Linked DNA regions of Mus musculus: region 2 is linked to region 1. The links are chromatin contacts, found by Hi-C or POLR2A ChIA-PET in ENCODE. All regions are on one chromosome and are shown on one strand. Each heading gives the region's core, a stretch centred on a gene start or an enhancer-like site at or near the end of the contact. The rest is flanking DNA. Distances are from core to core; before and after follow the strand shown.

The links. Hi-C counts contacts between places; a loop is a spot of excess contacts on that map. ChIA-PET counts read pairs that join two places held with the same protein, here RNA polymerase II (POLR2A).
Region 2: a map of left cerebral cortex shows a loop between it and region 1 (5-fold over the local background). The contact joins two enhancer-like sites. A Hi-C loop is called at or near these places in 1 of 37 maps with a recorded cell type or tissue (left cerebral cortex). POLR2A ChIA-PET finds 5 or more read pairs at or near these places in 3 of 5 experiments (all embryonic stem cell).

The regions. Positions count from the first base shown.
Region 1 is chr2:20,662,270-20,668,918 of GRCm38, reverse strand. The region is part of intron 4 of Etl4 (enhancer trap locus 4); the gene reads right to left. Among named protein-coding and RNA genes, the nearest start is that of Arhgap21, 300 kb to the left of the region's middle. Within about 2 kb of position 2,744, at least 1 of the 3 ENCODE cell types and tissues checked has a DNase peak (open chromatin) inside an H3K27ac peak, as active enhancers do.
Region 2 is chr2:20,709,470-20,716,817 of GRCm38, reverse strand. It overlaps Etl4 (enhancer trap locus 4), which reads right to left. Exons shown (of 22, transcript NM_001081006.1): 5 at 7,215-7,348; 6 at 3,370-3,463. Among named protein-coding and RNA genes, the nearest start is that of Arhgap21, 250 kb to the left of the region's middle. Within about 2 kb of position 6,029, at least 1 of the 3 ENCODE cell types and tissues checked has a DNase peak (open chromatin) inside an H3K27ac peak, as active enhancers do.

The DNA.
Region 1 (6,649 bases), core at 1,495-3,994:
GAAAGACCCACAACGTGAGGACTCCCCCACGTTCTGACTCAGGAGGGGCAACACCCCAAATCACTCACGAGAAATGGTCTCGCCGCAAACTGCAAGAGGACTTTTATTTCAAGAGCACTCTCGGACCCACCGTCATACACCACGCAGGGGTAGAGGACCATGGCACCCCAAGTAGCTCGGTAAGGGGGTATTAAAGAAAGAAACCACAACTCAAGGAGGTGGGGAGGGTGTTGTTGGAAAATACCAAAAATACCAGTTAAGAGTCACAAGGAAGTGCAAAGTCACAAGAGTCACAAGGAATACCTGGTAATTGTGCGGGTTATTTCTCAAGGCAGTTTCTAAGAGCCCCTAACAATAGCACATTTGCATAGAGGGTTCCAGCAAAGGTCAGGGTGGGTCAGGGTGACTTTCTTTGAATGAACACTCCTTGAACCCAGGAAGCGGGTGGGTGAAGGAATGTAGCAATCTGTTTTATGATTAGCATACCTTGGAACATTGAGTCACAAAGGTCACATTCTCAAGCCTGGGCCTAAAGGCCTAGAACTTTGCTTTTACATTATACTTTTTCATCAGCAGCTTTATTCTATTTATAACTATCCAAACTTGAAATCAACAAAGATGTTTATCAGAGGGTGTCTTAGTTTGGATCTTACTGCTGTATACAGACATCACAACCAAGGCATCTCTTACAAAATACAACGTTTAATTGGGGCTGGTTTACAGGTTCAATCCATTATCATCAAGGTGGGAGCATGGCAGCATCCAGACAGGCATGGTGCAGGAGGAGCTGAGTTCCACCTCTTGTTCTGAAGGCAGCTTGGAGAAGACTCGATTTCAGGCAGCTAGGATGAAGGTCTTAAAGTCGATGCCCACAGTGACACACCTACTCCAGTAAAGCCACACCTCCTAATAGAGCCAATCCCTGGGCCAAGCATATTCAAACCATCACAGAGGGTGAATATGGATAAACTGACTGATCTAGATGATGGGATATTATTTAGTGCTAAAGGGAAATTAACTACCAGTAGCAAAAAGACATGGAAGAAAGTTAAATGTGTATTACTCCACTATTAATCTGAAAGGGCCAAAGTGTCTCTTTTTATTTATTTTTTTGTTTTTTGAGACAGGATTTCTCTGTGTAGTCCCAGCTGTCCTGAAACTCATTCTGTAGACCAGGTTGGCCTCGAACTCAGAAATCCGCCTGTCTCTTCCTCCCGAGTGCTGAGATTAAAGGCGTGCGCCATCACTGCCCAGCTAAGTTGTCTCATTCTTTTTTTTTTTTTTAAAGACTTATTTATTTATTTATTTATTACTTGTAAGTACACTGTAGCTTCAGATACACCAGAAGAGGGCGTCAGATCTCATTACAGGTGGTTGTGAGCCACCATGCGGTTGCTGGGATTTGAACTTCGGACCTTCGGAAGAGCAGTCGGGTGCTCTTGCCCACTGAGCCATCTCACCAACCCCAGTTGTCTCATTCTTAATGTAGGATGTCCTAGAAAAATCAAACTCTAACAACAGTGAAAGGAAAGCTCACTTGTGGTCAGGAGTTGGTGAGGAATGAAGGTTAAATGGGCAGACTACAGAACATCTTTGGGGCAGAGAAAATACTTTCTATTATGTACAATGGTGACTTCTCCTCACTGCCTGTCTGATCTAAGAGCATGCATAAAACCAACAGTACGCTCTAGCAGCAGCCAGGTGCTGTCAGTGGTATTGACATGGCAGGGCAGGGCTATCAGGTGGGCCACTATTCCTGGCCTAAAATGAACAGATGATAAAAATTATAGCCAGGTGTGGTGGCGCACGCCTTTAATCCCAGCACTCGAGAGGCAGAGGTAGGCAGATTTCTGAGTTCGAGGCCAGCCTAGTCTACAAAATGAGTTCCAGGACAGCCAGGGATATACAGAGAAACCCTGTCTCAGGAAAAAAATAAATAAATAAAAAATAAAGATCAAGGTAATGGACAAACTGATGCATTTGTATCAGTAGCTCTCAACTGTCCTACTGCTGCAACTTTTTAATACAGCTCCTCATGTTGTGGTGACCCCATGCCATAAATTATTTTCATTCCTACTTCATAACTGTAATTGTTGCTGCTGAGCGGTACCTGAATTCCTAGGACCATCAGAAACATGTGTTTTCCTGTGGGTGCTACCCACAGGTTGAGAACTGCTGATCTAACTGATAATATGTTAGGCGGATTCATTAAAATTTTCAACTCTAGCCGGCACGCATGCCTTTAATCCCAGCACACGGGAGGCAGAGGCAGGCGGATTTCTGAGTTTGAGGCCAGCCTGGTCTACAGAGTGAGCTCCAGGACAGCCAGGGCTACACAGAGAAACCCTGTCTTGAAAACGCCCCCCCCCCCCATCAATTCTGACCAATATGACAACACAGAGATACTCAAAGACACACAGCGCTTCCAAACAGCACCAACAAGGGCTTACTTACAAGGCCATGACTCTGAGGCTGGGGTGGAGGTGGGGGTGGGAGGGGTGGGTATAACAGCTACACTTGTAGTCCTCTGTACTGGGACTCGGGACTGTGCTTCTGTGCATCTTGTGTTAAATAAGACCAGACACAAGGGGATTTCTTTAATCAAGGCAAGGCTGAGTAAGGACCTTGGAAAGGAGAGTGCATGTGCAGGCTCCTGGTGACTCAGATTTTCCCTCCATTCCATAGGCTCAGCAACCCCAGTCAATTGTACCCTGGGCACTAGGTGCATCCCAGAGGAAATTCCTAAATTGGCCACAAGGAGGAAGTCGAGGGCAGCAGTAACATTGCTGACCCAAAAGCCCTCATTTTCTGAGGCCACAGCCTCTCTTTTGACCAACTTCTTATGTCTCTCATCTCCTGTCCTCTCCTCTTCCTGAGTCCTTTTGTTTCTCTCCAGAAGTTGGAAAATTCTATGCTAGTTGAATTCACTAGGTAACGGATTGAACCTCTTGACTATGGGTTTATAGGCACTCTGAAGAAAAACTGGCTTTAGACTGAGGCTGAGCAGTTTTCACAAGCACAGGGAACCACAAATGTTCACTCAGTAATCCCTTAAGCAAGACTTTGTTAGCCTCTTCTCTCTCTCCGGGAGGAGGGGTTCCCCTGCAGGGCAGGTATCCACCTGCAAGGCCAGCTGCCCTGACAGCCGAAGGAAATTCCTCCCTTGAAGACAAAGGGTCCATTATCCAACAGGCTCCGTTCCCAGGGATAGATAGGGGAGGCACACAGGAGTTTCTTATCTTTACTTTATTTGGCAAAACAGGCGGGGGGGGGGGGGGGGGGGAATCTTCACAGAGACCTGACATCCCCAACCCACCCCATTTCCTGCAAAGCACAAAGGAGAAATTCCACTGCCAGCCTGGCTCTTGCCTCAGGGATGACTGTGGCTAAAAGAGCACAGTGCTCTTTAACCCACATGGAAGCTGCAGGCTGGTGACAGTAGGAAGGCTCTGTCTGTCTTCCCCCTGTCCTGAGCAGTGTTCTCCCAAGTTGTATGCTAGTCCCTGGGGTCCCAGAGATAACACTGGAAGATGCAGCTAATGAGTGAGATCTGGGGTTCATACGTCCTGATTCTGTGACTTAACTGCCAGGCTAGAGAAACACACACACACACACACACACACACACACACACACACACACACACAGAGAGAGAGAGAGAGAGCATTCCCTATGTTCTTCTTCCGGTGGTGATGGCACATGCCTTTAATCCCAGCACACAGGAGGCAGAGGCAGGTGGATCTTTGTGAGTCCAAATCCAGCCTGGTCTATAGAGCTAGTTAGTTAGTTCTAGGACAGCCAGGTCCAACACAGTCCAAGCTGATTTCAAATTTACTCTGTAAGTCACTCTTACCTCACACTCAAAAAATCTTTCCGACTTAGCTTCACAACTACTGGGATTTCCAGTATGCATGATCACACCCAGCTTGAAATTCAGTGTTAAAAAATGATACTGAGTGCTTGCTGCTGCTAAGCACATACAGTAAGATTGGAGCAGCAGAGACTTCAATAGAGCCTCTCGCCAGCATGGAGTGCAAAGCCACAAATGGTCTGTATTTTACAATAATGATTATGTCTTATGAATAACAGGAATGCTGATAAGAAGACAATAGAAATGTTAATCACCCCAATGCATCAGGACCCTCTGTGTACTTGTGACATCACAATGTACCCCCAAAGTACATGGAATTATTAGATCTTAGTTTAAGATTTAATTGGAGATGAAATAATAAAATGGTAGGTGTCCTTACTTGATCAGAAAGTATCTTTTACATACATACGCCATTTACATTAGCATACTCCACACTGAACCTTATATACGTGTCCAGTTAGAAAGCAAATGAAGGAAAGGCTAGAGAGATGACTCCACAAGTTGAAAAAAGTTGCAAGCCTGATGGCCCGGGTTCAATTCTCAGAACTCACATAAAACCCCATGTGGTGGGTGGCAGGCGTCTACAATCCCAGCACTCTTCCCTCTTCTTTTCTCTTCTTTTCTTTTTTTAAATATTTTTTAAAGAAACATTTTATAAAGACTTATTAATAAATAATATGAGAACATTGTAGCTGACTTCAGACTCACCAGAAGAGGACATCAGATCCATTACAGATGGTTGTGCGCCACCATGTGGTTGCTGGGATTTGAACTCAGGACCTCTGGAAGAGCAGCCAGTGCTCTTAACGACTGAGCCATCTCTCCAACCCTGATCCTAGCACTCTTACAGTGAGATGAGAGCTTGCCCAGAGAACTAGGGTCAGCCTGCCTGGAATGTTCAATTCAGCAATACTCGGCCCAGCACAAACAAGACTCTGCCTCTAAAACAAGGTAGAAAGGTTATCTTCTGACCTCCTCCTACATGCCATGGCGTGTGGGCACCCACACTCACATGTATATCCCTCACACACATATACACACAGACAATTAAAGACAATACCAAACAACAATAAACATAGATGGCTAAAAAATTTAAAAATAGTAGTAGTATTGTTAACATAAGCAACATTGTGCCTTTTAAGATAGCTAATGTAATGTCTGAAACCATACAAATAATATAGCATTTTTTGTTTGGGCTAGGGTTTGTCTGAATAGCCAGAATGGCATCTGAACCCAGTCTGCTCTGGATATTATCTGCAACAAGGAAGCAAAATCAAGGCACCATTCACACCTATCTTCTCCTTATACTTCTAACAACAGTTTGCTAGGTGTGATGTGCAGAATTCAGTTGTTTTCTGCATTGACCTCTCATCTTATCCCCTCTTCTCCTGACTCCACCTGGCTGCAAACACAAGTAGTATTACGTGAAATCCTTAAAAAGTTGGAACACAGTACACAAAACACTAGCACAGAGGGCAAGGAGATCTACACTCTGTAATCTGCATGTTCTGAACATGGGGTGAGAAATGCAACAGACGATAAAAAGTGAACTTCTAATTCAGGGGACAAATAGCTGAGGTAAAGGAAAAAAGAGAGCTTTTACCTCTTGGTAAAACTGATTAGAAGGAAAGATATGCCCCACACCTGAGAAGGTCCTCATTTATGTCCTCAAACTAGGAGGAGAGAGGAGCCTGGCACGGCCAGAGAGGCTGAGAAAAGCCTCCTCTCAGGGTTCATGACCTAATCACTGTACCTTCTGGGGCTGACTGGGGTGTGTGGTCTGTGGGGCCAGGATGGGCTCCTACTATTTTACCCCTTGGTTATTCCTTTGTCTAGGAAACTGGAAAGCTCTCCCAGTGTGATGGCTAAAGTAGAAAGTACTAGACAATTCAGAGTGAGCCCAGCCTCAGAAGCAGTCTGGACTTCAGCAAGAGTTAACACAAGTGTATTTAGTCATGGTTACTACTGTTGTGATGAAACACCCTGACCAAAGCAAGTTGGGACAGACAGGGTTTAGTCGGCTTACACTTCCACATCATTGTTCATCATGGAATGAAGTCAGGACAGGAATTCAAATAGGGCAGGAACCTGGGGGCAGCAGCTGATGCAGAGGCCAGAGAAGGGTGCTGCTTGCTGGATCGCTCCGCATGACTTTATCAACCTGCTTCCTGCTTCCTTATAGAACCCAGAACCACCAGCCCAGAGGCAGTACCACCCATAATGGCATGAGACCTCCTGCATCAATAACTAAGAAAATGTCCCATAGGCTTGCTCACAGCCTCATTGTATAGAGGCATTTTCTCAATTGAGACTCTCTCCTCTCCAGTGACTCTAGCTTGTGTCAGGTGGTCATAAAATTATCCTGCATAACTTGATATTCATTTTCTTTGGATCTTAAAAGTCCTCACAAAGGCCTATGGGTAAAGGACTTGTCTACCAGCCTGCACCAATTCTAGGAGGCGATGGCACCCTGGGACAGTGGAGCCACATGAAAGAAAGATAACTGGAGACCCTTGGCCCTTCCTTTCCCTATCTTCATCCTAACCATAGCTCTGTACTACCACATACTCCATCATAATGTCTGTTCTCCCATAGGAATAAAACAGTAGATTAGGGAACGAGAGCATCCTTCCTGCTCTGAAGTGAGCCATTTTGCTCCTCCATAATTACTGTCTTCCCACAGGCCCATAAGGGAAGCAACAGAGCCAGGCAAACATGGACTAAAATCTTTAAAACAGTGAACCAAAATAAATCTTTCTGCCTTATGCAACAATATGTA
Region 2 (7,348 bases), core at 4,780-7,279, 45 kb before region 1:
GGAGCAACTAGATGCCTGCTTCCCCACCAACATAAATTCCATGTACACTCAGAGGCCCATAACCTCAGAGTTAATACTTTGGTCTAACTTGCTTCCTGGGCTACCCCATTCAATCATAAAAGCGCTCTGGAAGAACTGCCTGTAACCTGCAGATGCATAGTCTGACATTTCTTCTGACTCAAAGGCAAGGTATTAAAGTCCTTGTTTAAGAAAAATCGCAGAGGTCATTGCAGAATGCAGGCATTACTGCTGCAGCTTCTCCGCTTGTTTTAATTCATGTCTTTTTCATATGTATGTTTATTGGTAAGGAGTAGCCAGCCTTCATGTCTGGCCCACTCTGTCTCTGGAGGCTGGTGAGTGAAGTCCAAAGACATCTGGGAAGCTACTGTGGCTGAGGTCTGCTGTAGGGACTTGGTCTGGTGCTGCTTATATTCAGATGCTAAATTCTGTACAAAGTGATGCTATATAACCTTGCTCTCCAAATTAATTGGCCATTAAATACTAAAGCCTGTGATTGAGCAGTAGATAGAAGTGGATGAGTTTTCAGTTACCTGGCTGGAGGTCATAGGAGAGATGGGGAAAGGTAAAAAGGACATGGAGGAAGAGAACAAAACCACCTGTGAGGAGATGGACCATGAGAACATGGCCAGGAGAAACAGCAAGTGACAAGTGACAATTGGCTGGAATATAAGTTAAAAGAGTTTCAAAACCTGCCCAATCTAGGCTTACAGCTTGTAAATAAAATACCTGGACTGTGTGTGTTTTATATGGGCTAGCTAGAATTTCATTCCTGTTGCAGCATTCGGATGTTTATCACTGAACCTCTTCAAGGCCACACTCACAGTAGCAACACACCAGAGGACGTAGTGCGCCTTGGCCTCCCATGCAGCTTGGTTTAGTCTACAATAGCAATTGATCCTTGCTCTGTTCCTTTCTGTTCTTCACTGCAAACAGTGAAGTCTCACAGCTGGACCACAGGCAAGGCTTAGCAAAATGCCCAGCCCTCCCAGCGATGCAGCCCTACTCACTGGGAGAGAAGAAAGAGCTCCAACTCTCAGAGCCTAAGGATGAGCCTCTGAAAAGTTTCCACATCTTTAAAAAGTTTCTAAAATCTGGGAATAGGGTCCCAGTTATAGGCTTCAGACATGATGTTTCTGAAAGAGCTTTTTACATTTCTCCTTTCTGAGTAATCGTTACTAAAATACAAAAGCTTTTCTGCCAACTACGTTGTGAATATTTGTTATCCCTCATTAGAGGGTAATGACTGAGTTTTCTCTCTGTCTCTCTCTCTTCCCCTCTCCCCCCCCTCTGTTTCTCTCTGTTTCTGTGTCTTTCTCTCTCTCTCTCTCTCTCTCTCTCTCTCTCTCTCTCTCTCTCTCTCTCTCATACACACACACACACACACACACACACACACACACACACACACCTGGTATCTGAAGTATCTGTTAACGATCCAGAAAGAACTCAATTATGCTTTACCCACAAGCAAAAGCTGAGAAGGTGGAGTCCAGAGCAAAGCTTCTGCATCTTAATAGAGTCTGTGCATATGGTTAATATTTGATGTTCCTGGTCCCCACCTCTGGTCCTATGTAGGCACAGCATCTGCTTAAGAGTTAAAACAGGTGTCCTCCTAAGCCATACACAGGGCTAACAGAAACAACTCTAAGCATGGCAGAACTGCAGGCAGAAGGAAGGCTGGTGCATTAAAACTAAAGATATTCAAGGGGCAAAGACTTAATGTATATTCCCCAGAAAGAGCACAGCAGAGTTGATTAAGAGAGGGTTTCATAATGCCCACCTAGGCCTGATTAAGAGCATGGCCCACTGTCTTCGTATGGCTCTGGCTTGCATTTAAAGTGTAACTGGCTAAGAACAAATCTCAAAATTCTAGGTTTTTCTTAGGTAGCACTACAGCTTTTCGGTTCCACGCATACGATTTTATATGTAGGGTAGGAGGCAGGACATAATAGGCCTTTCCCTGCAAAACAGTAGGCTCTGGTTCCACTGCGCCTTGACTTCATTACAATTCAGAATTTCTCAAGAATTCAGTTAGAGCCCTCAGTTGAATCTCCTGACCCCGGCCTTGGTTTGAAACTCACATGCCCCATGCGGGAGGTAGAGCTCCAGGCCTCCATAGATTCTGCATCCTAGTGCCCTGCACCTGTGACATTAGGTTACAAGGGGGCAGGACATCAGGCCGCCGTACAGCCTACATGAAAGTAGGGGCATTTTCACAGGCTGTTAGGTAGGTTCACATTAACCGCAAAGTGTCTTTAAAAAAGGGCAATAGAAGGTGAAAGATTTGACAATGGAAGCAAGGCCAGAGGGATATTTTATTTGCATTGAAGATAGGGTTGCAAATCAATATGGACAGACATACACATAGCCTGGACATACATGGCTGCAAACACATGTTGTTTTACTACACTACATTTGCCATCTTTTGATATAGAAGCAAAAAGAAATGCATATACAACGTGAGGGAGCAGAGAGCAGCTCACTCACTGGAAGTCCAACGGGAAATGATGCCTAGGTGTCATTGACAGTAAAAAGTATGTTTTTAAAGTGGAACTCCAGTGTCTTGTAGGTATGTTTGTGTGCATGCTTGTGGATGTACGGGGGAAGGAATGTACTTTGAAAAATTGATTTCCTTTTTATTCCCACCTTTATTTTAGCTTCACATCCACTCCCAGTAGACAGGCTCGAATTCTAGCTTCAGACTCTTAAATAGTTTTCTGAAACTTTTTTCTTTGAAACATCCCTAAGTATTACAAATATCTGGGATATCTCATGAGATGGCCTAAATCTAGAGAGTTCAGCTCTCAAATCATGTAGGTATTTATATTCTGCCCTCAACATGGTTCAGAGATTTGGTAATATTAATACTAAGAGCAAACAGGCCCGAGTTAGCAAGCGAGCAGCAGGACGAGGGTGTTGGCTGCTCTGAGAACAAGAAATTGTTTTCCACATAGCTCACGCTCTTGTTTTTTGTTTGTTTGTCCTCTTTTTACTGAGTGAAAATATTGCAATAGATTCTCTAGGTAAGCTAGTGCATTATGGAGCAAGGATACTGATAGAGAAGACCTTCGGGATATCTCTGAAGTGAAGATTTATCTCAACTCTGTGCTTGGGGTTGAGCCTACAGAACAGCCGAAAGGGCTCTTGCTAGCATTTGGGAGGCACTACTAAACTACACAAGCAAAGGGGTAGAAATGAAAAATAAGATCCATGCTCAGTTTTACCAGTGAATGAAGAATAAGTCACCAGGTGAGATGAGCAGCATGAACCTGGGAACCATGGTCGTCAGGTATGAGAAGAGACAGTGTGAGCTGAGGATAGAGTCAGAACCAGAACACTCGTACTCACCCTCATGTCTCCGTTCACGGCTTTCGTCATGTGGTTAAATGCATGTGAAGGATCCTTGTTGTATACTTTGAGAAGGGATCTGTCTTGGATATTCCTGGAATCAGATACATCCATCACTATGGCAGATGGAAGGAGTCTGACTCTGGTCATTTCCTCTCCCTGTCCTTAAGCAATCAGGCAAAAGACACTCTGCCATTGTCTACCATGAACCAAACAAAAAGTCTTTTCACCATAACATGGGCAAAGATAAATAAGAAAAGAAGAAAAACGACTCTGGTTTTTCTTCCCTTCACTTGTTCCTAGCGAACATGTTATTCTTGCAGCATTAATGTCCAGCCAGAGATATCAGGTAACAAGAACTTGCTTCCAAGCTTCAGAGTACAGAAAAAGAACACTCTAAAAAGCATCAAAACTCCAGTATTTACAATCCCTTCAAGAGACTTGGTTAATATTTAAATATTTAATTGTTTACTTTGTTTAAACATTCCTCTTTATCCAATGAATGTACACTTAAAAATTATTTTCTTTGATATCAAATGCTCAGCAAGGGAAAAAATGTATACAAAATATAGGAAAGAATATCAAAAAGACCAAGCCCAGTATGTTTAACAATGCATTCTTAAAAAAAAAAACCCAAAAAGCTTGCCTCCATACACATTGAAACACAAAGGAAATATAACACACTGAGTCGTTTCTGCTTTTGATCCCAGTTCTTAGAGGCAAGAAATCAGATTGCAGAAGAAAGCCTGCTCAAATCACACAAGAGCAGCCCATGTATGACGACGCCCTTCTCTCTCCTTAGGCTCTTCTGCAAGGGTCACCTGTAACCCCTCTAGCCTATCTATCCGATGGTGGCTGGAGCTGAGGGGTTGTGGGTAAGCAGACGGTTTCTTTCTTGTAGGTGTTCTTGTACTGAGTGGGCTGAGTACAACCATTGGAATTCTTGGGTGGTGTTTGTGTTTTAAATGAAGTGGATGGTAGTTAGCTGAGTCCTGTTTCTATCTAAATATCTGCCAGTCATTGCTTTGAAGAACCAACTAGTCCCAGCTTGCATGATGCTTCATGAGTTAAGTAGCTCATTAGAAATAAACTCGGGGGTGAGGGGAGGGAGCAGTCAGTCCTTGATACTAACAGGGGCTAGGTTAATGCAAAAGGGAGAGAGAGTCAGCAGGTAGGCACAGTAGTTCATGAAAAGAACCCTGCCTCTGGGTAGCAGACATCACGTACGACACATGATGAACCAGAGAATCTCACTCGCCATGAGAAGGGCTTACTGCGGTTGTAAATGCATTTAAAATATATGAGCTTGGTTATTATTAACTTAGAAACATGTTCATCTGAGATGAGCCAACAGCAAAATGCAACACCAGACTGCATTTATGGTGACATTGTCATACAGCAGTCTGACCTGAACCTCCCTGAGGAAAATTTATGAAGCCAACACAATAAGGAACTAGTCAAATGGTCAGGAAATAGGCTTTGACTTCGAAGACACAGAAAGATGTGAATGGGAATTTCGTAACTTCAGATTAAAGTCATTGTTTTAGTTAAGGCCTACCTGACAGTCTTTTTTTTTTTTTTTTTTAATGTATTATATAATGTTTGTGGTAAAAAAAAAAAATTCCACTGCTAAATATAATTGAAATATCATATGTACTAAAGCTAAAACTCAAATGATACTATGAGGAGCGTACATATAATCATTTAGGGTTAATAATATATTCACCAAACAAAAATATTTTATCTTGAAGAATTTTAGGCTCATTTTTCACACTTAAATTCAAGAAATTGAAAAGAAATCTAAGGAGAGAAAATGGCAGGCAAAGGACCAACAAGTTATCATTATTGCAATAAAAAAAAACAAATGGCACAGAAACTATATTGAGCGTTATTAGTTTGTGTGTGTGCGCATGTGTACATGTGTGAGTATGTGGGTGCGTTGTGTGTGCATGTATGGGGATACCATGGACTTGTTCTTGGCAGGCAGATGCTCTTCTCTTGAGCCACGCCCTCAAGTTATTAATGTTTAAAAAGCATCTCTCTTTCAGCAGCAATGCTTTTAGTTGTCTTATCAGCTGGGTTTCCATTGAGGAGGACCATGACTGTTCTCCACCTTGGCTCTTCCTGAGTCTCCTTGTGACATTTCTGAAGAATGCAAAACCAATCCCCAGGAGCTAAATATAGCTTAGGTCTTGTGACAGGCTGTAGAAAATGGTAAATGGCCACATGAAAGCGTTTCTAGAGTCTGCAAGTCTGCAGCCCAGCCTCTCCCAATCTCCTCCTTACAGCCAGATAATCACGAGCTCTTGCTCATTTTCACCTTTAGTCTCTATTGCTGTTCTCAAGGCCTCTCCATGGAAATGCAGAAATGCAAGACAATTGCCTTGAAGTGGTCTGTCCATGTGAAAGTGTCTCATGGCTTTCTATTATTACAAGTATATGCTTCAAATATAATTCCATTACCTCCGGTTTAAGGTTATGTTTTGCAAATTTAAAAAAAAATGGTGACAGCTTGATTAATAATTTATTTAAAAAATAAGCATGACTTTTCAGTGATCATAAATATTTAACCCTGTTTTCCAAAAGCAGGAAGTCGCGCAACAGATGTAGCACCTGTAGCTTGGGGCATGTGTCAGATTCTGAAAGCCCGAAATTACTCACACCTTGGCACATGTCTCAGAATGTCATCTGGGATCAACGTTAGATATGGATCAGCTGGCATTCATGTTCTGCAGGCACAGTTTTACAAAGTGCTCCTTGCTCTTTTCACAGTGAAGAAACAGCAGAGCTGGCCATCCCCAGGGCAGAGAACAGAGAGTCTGGGTCCTGTCCTTCATGATTTGGGCCGCGCATGTAAACAGCCAGGATTGGGGTGTGTGTGTGTGTGTGTGTGTGTGTGTGTGTGTGTGTGTGTGTGTGTACTCGCATGCACATGTTTTGGTTTTTAATTGTTTATCTGTGTACTCTTGAATAAGACCCTTAACTTTGATACACCTGAGTTCCTGATTCTATAAAAGGAAAGGGTTAGATTAGTCCTGATATAATTATTTGACTTCTAAAATATTTAGGAACTATACCCTTAACAGTAACTGCTTGGTTATATAGATTTAGATTCTGTCTTTCAGGTTGTTTGCCTGGGACAGACCAGAAGGGTCCCTTGGTTGTATAGACAGTGCCACTGCAGTTAATGTCAAGGCTTTGATCCCCTGGCTGCCAGCAGTGCTGTGAATCTATCCAACTGGGTTTCCTGGAGAAAGACTATGAGACACGTGCCATCTTTGAGTAAAGGAAGAATTTTTTAGAAATGGAACGTGAGGCTGTTTCTCAGCGTCCTCTGTGTATAGTGCACTTACCATTTCATTTTAAACATGTAAGGCATAGGTGAAGAGCCAGTGGGATCATTACCTAGAACAGGCTCTGTCATGGGAGAAAGAATATTCTAGGGAGGAGTTTGAAAATTCAGTTTTAAGTATGCCTTTAGCTCTTGGTACTTCTTGACCACCTCTCTGGGCTTTAGTTTTCTTGCTTTTTAGATAAAATGCACTGCTGGATCATTTATATCCTTTTCAGCTATGATACAGGCAGGGCTAGTAACACATTCAAAGGTCTACCCAGAAGAAGTGTGTTTTCATCTTTGTACTTAACTCTAGGAGCCAGAGCATGAATTCCCATCTGTGTGCAGCAGTCCCACTAAATGTAATGACTGGACTCTTGCCATCAGGAGGAGTAGAAATTCGGACTGAGCACAAACGCTAGACATTCAATACAGTGGTCAATGACCCTCAAAATAAAATAGGTGGAGGCAATTACACTCTAAAACAACGCCCCCAAAGGTAACTACTTACCTCACATCATTTAACTCATAGTAGACATTTCTGCTGTCATCCTTGATGTAGATGGCAACACTGGGCGACTCCAGCATCTTCATGGTGAGCTGCTGGGGAAAGGCACTGACGAAGAGAGCTCGGATTGTGTCTGT